2 separate regions of the Homo sapiens genome follow, and region 1 is linked to region 2. Evidence: read pairs that join two places in POLR2A ChIA-PET (ENCODE). Cell type or tissue: CD4-positive, alpha-beta T cell. All regions are shown on one strand. Each heading gives the region's core, and the rest is flanking DNA. Links, peaks and the distances in the headings are about the cores only. Region 1 has its middle 15 kb from the start of SLC25A24. Region 2 holds the start of CYB561D1 (cytochrome b561 family member D1).

What was found. ChIA-PET counts read pairs that join two places held together with the same protein. Peaks named below come from ENCODE experiments on the same cell type or tissue, not always from the same donor. Only the 100,000 strongest peaks of a DNase experiment are listed, where the experiment ranks them.
Region 1: POLR2A ChIA-PET joins it to region 2 with 5 read pairs; 1 of 35 experiments calls an interaction of 5 or more read pairs at or near these places.

The regions. Positions count from the first base shown.
Region 1 is chr1:108,212,677-108,217,067 of GRCh38, forward strand. No RefSeq gene overlaps it. Among named protein-coding and RNA genes, the nearest start is that of SLC25A24, 15 kb to the left of the region's middle. In CD4-positive, alpha-beta T cell, for the core only: CTCF peaks have their summits at 2,199 and 2,400; a DNase peak (open chromatin) is centred at 2,185.
Region 2 is chr1:109,491,446-109,495,816 of GRCh38, forward strand. ATXN7L2 (ataxin 7 like 2) reads left to right here. Exons shown (of 11, transcript NM_001350175.2): 10 at 1-272; 11 at 1,141-1,289. The coding sequence ends at 1,155. It overlaps CYB561D1 (cytochrome b561 family member D1), which reads left to right and starts at 2,649. Exons shown (of 3, transcript NM_182580.3): 1 at 2,649-2,842; 2 at 3,698-3,735; 3 at 4,311-4,371. The coding sequence starts at 2,695. RefSeq lists a silencer at 2,420-2,649 and enhancers at 2,720-2,799, 2,789-3,289. In CD4-positive, alpha-beta T cell, for the core only: a CTCF peak has its summit at 2,559 (motif pointing right); a DNase peak (open chromatin) is centred at 2,606; H3K4me3 peaks cover 1,822 bases; H3K27ac peaks cover 425 bases.

The DNA.
Region 1 (4,391 bases), core at 145-4,144, 1.3 Mb before region 2:
TTTTGGTCCTTATTCGGAGACATATTCAATTTTATTTAATATCTGGCTCTTGTCATATTTGCTTAATTGCTTTCCAGCAGAAGAGCAGATTCAAAGCAGGAAAACCTAAAGGGTAGCTGGGGAGTGGTCAGGAATGTGTGAGCCAGGCACAGTGACAGAAGAGACTAGTGGGTGGAGGAAGAGCTAACATCCAAGCTAGAATTTCATTACAATGCAAGGCAATCAGAAATATTAAAACAAACACAAGGAAAGCATAACTCCAAAAAAGGCTAATTATTATCTATATTCTTCGCTTGAGAAGACAGAGGAATTGCTACCATATTAATAAAAAGTTTACATAGAATTATTTAAAGAGAAGGCCAGTTACATGAATTATCTTATGTAAACTACTTCCCCCCACGCATCTTACATATATAAAGTTTTACAAGAAGAGATCCAAACACTGAAGAGTTCGGTACCATATTATAATAATGGTGATCAAAGTTCTAAGAAGAAAAGGGCTGTAAGTAAGATGGAAATAAAAGGACTAATCACAAGTGGTTCCGTAATAAAGTCTTTTGTGCTTTTAAAGTGCAAAGCAGGTGTGAATAGACATTTCTTCCCACATACTTTGTTCATTCGACTATTAAATATTTATTGAGTGTCTGCTATGTGCCGTACACAGATCTTCATATAGGGGATGCAGCAGTAAAGAAAACCAACAAAATTCTCAGTCTTCCTACAGCATATCATCTAGTCAGGGGATACAGGAAATAATTTTATCACACTTAAAGGGTTTTATAGCTAGAAGAAATTTGGGTCATATCAATAACAATTAACCTAAGAATCTCTAAAAATTGCTCCCCTAACATTCATTTTAACAGCTAACACACTCTGCAGAGAAAAATTTTAAATGCACATTTCTTATTTTAAAGTGTCTATTACTCATTTTTAAAGTAGAACTTTTTGCTATTTTCTTTCGTGCTTTTCTGCTAAATATACCCAAAAACTGAATGTCCTTTACATTAAAGTCTGACTGTATCTTCAAACTCATGACTACTTGTATCTTTGCAGTAATGTGGCTGTAAATGTATAATTGTAATAAGTTTCAAATAGTTTGAGAGCAATTGGATTTGCAGAGAGTTCATCTCTGTAGTGCATTTTCAAAATATTATTTTGAAAATTATATTTTGCTTCTGAAAGAAAGGCAACCACTAATGGAAAAACTTAATGTCTTAAGTAAGTGCTTAATTTGGAATACAGAAACCAGTATAATTTTAAAAAGAAAAATATTCTTTGTAGAAACTGTAAATTCTCCCATTATAACAGTGAACAGAGCTCCAGGTAATAATGCATAGGCATGTCAGGTTGCATCTGTATACTTGACTACATTAGTATTAGTGACATCAGGCGGATATATAAGAAAACCCTTGGAAAAAGAAGTGCCTTAGCCATGATTTCAGAGAGAAACCATTAGTAGACCTATTTATGATTCTATTACAGTTTTCAGATAGGATGTGAACATGGAATTTCATTGAAAATAGTTTAATTTTTTATATAAAAGGTTTTGTATATAATGTGTATCAGTGACTATTTTCAAAATCATTTTCATCAAGACACCTTTTTTCTAAAATGGGCATTGCCTACACACATGCACACACATGTACATGCACGCGCACACATTATTTTTTATAGTGTTGGGTTTGATTATTAAAGTGTTGTCAAATCTGTTTTATTTATCTGCATATAGCAGTGATTGGCTTTTTTGAATTGAAATGTTTGCACATTGATGCATTGAAATAAGGAAAATTATTTATCTCTGAGCACTAAACTTACTTTTGCATATTTCTGTAGTATTGCAATCCCCAGATCCAGATCGTGGGAAGTTAGGGAAAATGTGTGATTTTGTGTTTTGAATTACTGTCAGAATTACATACACAGTTACAACAAACTTTATTTAAAGGACATTTCATTATACTGTAAAAATCTCAATATTTATATTTCTTGTTTTTCTCTTTATATATTTTGCATTTTAATATGTTGAGCCACTGGAAATTTGTAACAGATTAATTTGTTATAGGAGATTAAATGTGTTGTCATTGTCTCCATTGTCTTTGTCCAGAGCCTATTATTATGGAAACAATAAAATTTATTGTGTCAAAAAAAAAAGAAAAAAGAAAAACGGCCACAATGTAATGTTGCTAACAGCTCAGTAGAGGGTGCTGTAACTTAAAGCTGAAGAATGGCTCTCGGATAGATTATGAAAGCTGAAAGGTGAATGCAGGCAGGAGGAGGTAAGAGGAAAGAAAAATAAGTGGATCTTTACTTTTTGAAAGTACATCACTGCAGTTATAGATCCTTGAAGTACACCAACAAATGATACAGAACTAAAATATGATTTTAAACCTGAGTGTAACACGTTTTTTGTTTTAAAAAATATTCTCTGTCCATATTCACTCACTGTGCACTACAATATAATGAAAAAACAACAAAAGAAATGTAATACATTTATCTTTTAAAATTATATTATATATTGCAAAATCGATTACATCAGCATCCTTCCACCAATAATAAAATTAAAGGTTCATATTGAGTCAGGACTTTTATGATTCCTGTGAATGATTTATCCATGACTCAGTAATCTATTTAAGCCTGAAGTGTATAATGTGACTTTAAGCTGCAAAAATGGACTGAGATGGTTAAAGTTAGTTTTCTTTTCTTTTCTTGCTTTATTTTATTGAGACGGGGTTGCCCAGGTTGAAGTGCAATGGCATAATCATGGCTCACTGCAGCCTCAAACTCCTGGGCTCAAGTGATCCTCCTGCCTCAGCCTCCCGAGTAGCTAGGACTACAGACGTACACCACGATGCTCAACTAATTTTTAATTTTTTTTGTAAACACTGGGTCTCACTATTTTGCCCCGTCTGATCTCAAACTCCTGGGTTCAAGGAATCCTCCCTCCTTGGGTTTCCAAACTGCCTGGATTACAGGCATAAGCCACCATGCCTGGCCTTATTTCTTAATTGTGGTAAAATGCACATAACATAATATTTACCGTCTTAACCGTTTTTAAGTGTACAGTTCAGTGGCATAAAGTACATTCAAACTAGTGCAACCAAACTCCAGAACTCTTCATCTTACAAAATGGAAACTTTGTACCCATTAAGAGTAACTTCTTATTCCTCCCTCCTGGAAGCCCCTGGCAACCACCATTCTACTCTATTTATGAATTTCACTACTCTAAGTACCTCATATAAGTAAATCATACATTGGTCCTTTTGTGACAGGCATATTTTATTTAGCATAATGTCCTCAAGTTTCATTCATTTGTAACATGTCAGAATTCCTTTCTTTTTAAAAGCGCAATCATATTCTATTGCATGTATATACCACATTTCTTATCCCCTCTTCATGACAGACACAAAGTTTGATGCAAGTATCATGGGTTTTGAGGACACAGCAAATATAATTAAGAAATGTCAGCTAACAGTTCTCACAATAAAGTGAAAGAGAAGCTGCTGCCTTGGGCAAGTTACTTGCTCAGAGTTTGTTGAAACAAAGAATATGTGAATTTTTCTCCTGTACCAGATGCGAGCTGTGCAAGACAGCCAGGGTGGGGTTGTCTTAGATTTTTTTCTGAAAGGGATTTCTGGAAGAAATACAGATTTCAGCAGGGGAAAAAATGTTGAGGCACCATCAGATGTCTAGCACCTGAAAAAGGAGACGTAAGTGACCAGCCAGGGGGAGAGTACATGATCCCCACTAAGCAACTACATGAGAGATCCATAGTAACAGGTGGGGTAGGGAGTCTCCACATAACTCACAAAACAGACCCATAAGAGAAAGAGAGGGCTTTAAAAGCTCTCAGGGCAGAGAACATAGGGCTACTCACAACTATATTAGTGTCAAGTAAGAACCTGCTAACTGCCCGCTTCCTCTCCTCGCTATCCTATTGTGACTCTGATGTGGTTAGCGAGCTAGAGAAGGAAGAATCCTAGACGGAGAAAAAAGAAAAAGGCAAACACATCCACTTTCTCCACTGCAGGCTTTTGGTCTGAGCTGGCCTGAGTGCAGGGAGAAGTTTTAGCTTGAAATTGAGGTTAAAGGTTTGATGACCACCCTGGGTCTAACATATGAATTCCTTTTTGGAAGAAGCTTTCATTAACTGGAAGTGGTAAGTTATAGGAGTTGCCCTTTCATCTAGAGCAAGGGAAGAATTTATCCCACAGAAGAAATTCAAAGTGACCCGGGGAATCACAGTTAAAATTGTCTATAATTGCATCTGCCAGTCATGCTTGTTTCCAGACTTAAAATATTCAGCTACAACTGTCTCCTAAACATGAAGATATTTAAGAGAAATGAACGGAGATAGCTGTTAAAGAAACATCCTAAATTCTAGATGCTTAACATGT
Region 2 (4,371 bases), core at 372-4,371:
ACTGTCGTGGCTCCCCTCATCAGCTCCCCACACCAGTCAAGGCTTCTCAGCTGGAGAACCGGGGAGCAGCTGGACACCCAGCCAAGGCCCTGCCAACCAACTGCCTCTCTGAGGAGGAGGTGGCCAAGAAGCGGAAAAACCTGGCCACTTATTGCCGGCCAGTGAAGGCCAAGCACTGTCAGGCTGGTGCCCCTGCTGATGTGGCCTGCTCTGTGCGCCGCAAGAAGCCAGGCCCGGCCCTGGCCTTTGAGGAGAAGTGCTCTACACTGAAGGTACCAGCCAGGCTCCCTGAAGATTGATGAGGGTGGGGCACACAGGGGGTACCTGATACAGAGAAGATGCTACATTGGTGTTTGTGCAGGGAAAGGGAGGAAGGGGAAGTTGAGAGAGTTCCTGGACTGTTTTCTTTAGGAAGAGGTAGGTCAGTTCTTAGCAAAGTGACTCCAGCTTTTTGCCTGGTGAACCTTCCCCTATCCCTAACCCTTTCCCTTGGGCTGAGGAGATGCGGCACCCCTCCACCCCTGCTTTTGCTATAATCAAAGGGCTACTTCTTTCTGAATTGGCTGTGACCCTCATTCCAGGTACTGGAGCTACCTCTGTTCCCTGAAGGAAAGGGAGTTTGAGTCCCTGGGTCACAGCCTAACATGCCGAGCAGCAAGGTGGGTGGGCTGGTCTCACTGGTTTTTCCTCTGGGCATCAGGGCCTTGAAGGGCAGGCACACAACCCCATGTCCACTTATGCACATGTGCCCACCTCCAGGTGTGCAGGTGACAGGCAAGTTCTCCAGGGTTTCCAGTAAAGCCTGCAGCCAGTTTTATTTGCCTCTTCTGGTGGGAGCCCTGGTGTAGTGTGCTATGTGCTCTCCATATGATCTCTGCCAGGAGGGACTTACTGGAGGTGGGACGGGGGTGCTCTCCTGGGTTAGATGTGGGCCTAATCATAAACCCTGTGTGTTCTCCAGCTTCACTACCCAGGCTGCCCCTGGTGAGCTGGCATTCATCTTCCCCCTTGCTCAGTTTTACTCACCAGGCCAGCAGAAGGAAATCAAGCTTTAGCCTCTGTAGTGCACACAGTTCACTGGGTAGGACAGCTGGTAGGCCCCCACCCTGACCCTTTCTCTCGCCTCTTGTCTTCCTGCAGTCAAAAGCCCATTAACGAGAAAGTGCCTGCCCACTGCAACGGAGCCGCCAGCACCTCCTCCCCTCCAGATCCGGGCCCCAGGCTGCTGCCGCTTTTTATAACTTTATATTATTTTTTTTTAAGAAAAAAAGCTCTTTAAAATACCTCAAGACTGTCTCCCTGTTCTGTTGCTGCTATGAAAATATAAAAACAGAAACATAGAAAAGGAAGGAAAAAAAATAACAAAATGAGTGTCCTTACTGTCCCCAGCCCTACCCTGGGAGGCTGAGATGATAGGCAGCCAGACTCCAGCTCCCATAGCTTGCCTGCAAAAGTCTCTTATGCTCATTATTATTATTATTGTCATCTTGTCATTTTCAATAGTGTGAAAAATGTTTGTGTCACTGGGGTAGTCTTTCCAGACAGGATGATGAGGCGTGTGGCTCTGAATGAGTAAGGCTTCCTGAGTCTTGACACCAGAGACGACTATGGTCCCATTGGGAAGAGAAACTCGAGAGGGGGAGCTGCACTTCTGGCTCTTTCTAGGATCCTTGCCCCGAGGGTCTGGGAATTGGCTTGTGACCCTTTTCTGGTCCTTCAGCAACCCTAGGCATCCATCCCTCCCTGAATTATTGCCTGCTTTTCTTCAGCTGTTCCTGCAGCCTCATTTTCTCAGCCACTTAGGGAGCTTGAGCTGGGTTGGTCATTGCTGTTGGGATATTCCTGTTTTCTATTGGACAGCCTTCCTTCCCTGCCTGTGGGTTTGCCTTTAAGGAAGGGGTAGAACCTTTCCCAGGGAGGCCTCCTTGGGTTGAACCACCCCTTTTTTGGAGGCAGGAAGGGAAAAGGCATCATCACTTGCAGAACTGGTGGTGTGGGAGGCCACAGGAGTGTGGGAGGCCTTGGTCCTTCAGGATCACCTGGCTCCTCAGGGCTGAGCAGCTGCTGAGGAGGCGGCAGGGCTGGGAGTGCCCTAGTTTTTCCATTTATCTCGCTGGGGACCACTCCCGTGCAGATGCGAGAGGAGACTTGCATTTCCCTCCTTTGGTCCACCAGGTTCAAGGCACTATATTTTGGCGATGTCCTTTCCTATTCTCCTTGCTCTTAGGCATGGAGGAAGCTTGTTCCCTGAACAAGACAAAATGAGGTGACAGGAGACAGTGCACAGCCAGGGAAATCCAGTACTACTAGAAATCGGCTCCAAACACTTGTTTCACAGTCTTGGTTCAGCGTACCAAGTGTGTGATTTGGGGTTTCACTGAAATCGTTTGCCACAAAAGTAATTTCCACAGGCTGCTTGGGATTTAGGCCCTTGTAGACAGACACACAGATACAAATGAAGGTGGGCTGGGAACTGTTCGGTCCCCTTCTGCCTCCGGGCTCTCGCGGGAGCGGGCCTCTCCGGGGCACTCGCGTTTCCCCCCCAGCCCCCAGAGGGCGCTGTGGGCCACTCCGCCGCACTGCCGGCGGCGTCCCCGGGGAGGAGCCTCTCCTGCAGCCGCCACCGCCTCCGCGATCGCAAACCCGGAAGACGTGTTCGGGCAGCTGGAGTGTACGGGCCCGCGGGCCACGGCCATGCAGCCCCTGGAGGTAGGTCTGGTTCCCGCTCCAGCTGGGGAGCCGAGACTGACCCGCTGGCTGCGGAGAGGCAGTGGGATCTTGGCGCACCTGGTAGCTTTGGGCTTCACCATCTTTCTGACAGCGCTGTCCCGGCCAGGAACCAGTGAGTGTGCGGGGCGGGGTTGCGGAAGGGGGCGGAGTGGAGATGCTGGAGGGGCAGCGCTTGGGAGCCCCGGGAGACTTGGAGGAGGGACCCCAGCAGTAAAGGGGAGACAGAAACAGTGGAGGGATTTTGAGGGCCTGGTGGGGCGGGGCCCCAGGGATCCTGGAATAATGGGGTTTTGGGTGCTGTGGGGGAAGGGCAGACGATTGAACAGACCGAACTACTTCCTCAGAAACAGGTCCCCTGATGGAGGATAGAAGTGAAGGAGGCCGGGCGCGGTGGGTCATGCCTGAAATCCCAGCACTTTGGGAGGCCGACGCGGGTGGATCACTTGAGGTCAGGAGTTCGAGACCAGCCTGGCCAACATGGTGAAACCCCGTCTCTACTAAGAATACAAAAATTAGCCAGGCGTGATGGCGCGCGCCTGTAGTTCCAGCTACTTGGGAGGCTGAGGGAGGAGAATCGCTTGAACCCGGGAGGTGGAGGCTGCAGTGAGCCGAGATTGCACCACTGCACTCCACCCTGTGCGACAGAGCGAGACTCCGTATCAAAAAAAAAACAAAAAACAACAACCAAAAAAAACAAAAAACAAAAAAGGGGCAGAGGACTGGGCTGCCAGCTGAGAGGTGCTGAACGGGGAACCCGGGCCAAACTGTTGTATGTGTGTGGATAAGGAGGCCCTCTTGGTTGCTCACCCTGGGGCTCCTTGGCTGCTCCACTTTGTCCTTAGTTCCTGTGCCCGATTAGGATTGGGGATGGTACTTTTCTCCTGTGGCTAGATTCTTTGGGTTCCACCTAGCTACAGGGGCAGGAACAATGGTACCAAGCCCTCAGCCTGTTCTCTTTGATTCTTAGGTCTTTTCTCCTGGCACCCTGTATTCATGGCCTTGGCGGTGAGTTTAGGCTTCTATCTGATTTGTTTGGGTATTCCTCACCTCATTCTCCCAGGGAAGCACCCAGCTTTCAGAAAGCTCAGCCTTTCTAAGGCTAAGACAGGTGGAGGAAACATCTAGGGCTCATCTTTCCCTGCAGCCTATGGGATTGGGAAACCTGGAGGGCTGGGCCATAGGCAGTTGTCAGATGGTTGAAAAGGGCGGGAGGGCATGGAAGATAATTTCTTTCTCCATTGGGGCCGGAAAGGAGAAGGGGGGAGAGGTGTTATCCGGTCATCTCCCGACTTGTCCCCAAAGTTCAGGAAGAAGTTTAACATTTGCTACTCCACTGGTCAAGAAATGGGAGTCATTGTAGAGGTTGGGATGGGGAGATGTCAACCTGAATGAGGAGACGTGCACTCAAGTGCTGATTCCCAAATGTTCCCAGAAATGTTGAGCTGTGAGGCTGGTGGTCCTGGTTGAACTTATTTAACCCTTACCCTTTGTCCTCTTTGTTAGGATGTATGAGAGCACCTCCTTTTTCTCAGGCCTCCAAGCCAGACATGAGGCTTACTGGCTCTCTCCTATGTTCACAGTTCTGCCTCTGCATGGCTGAAGCCATCCTACTCTTCTCACCTGAACACTCCCTGTTCTTCT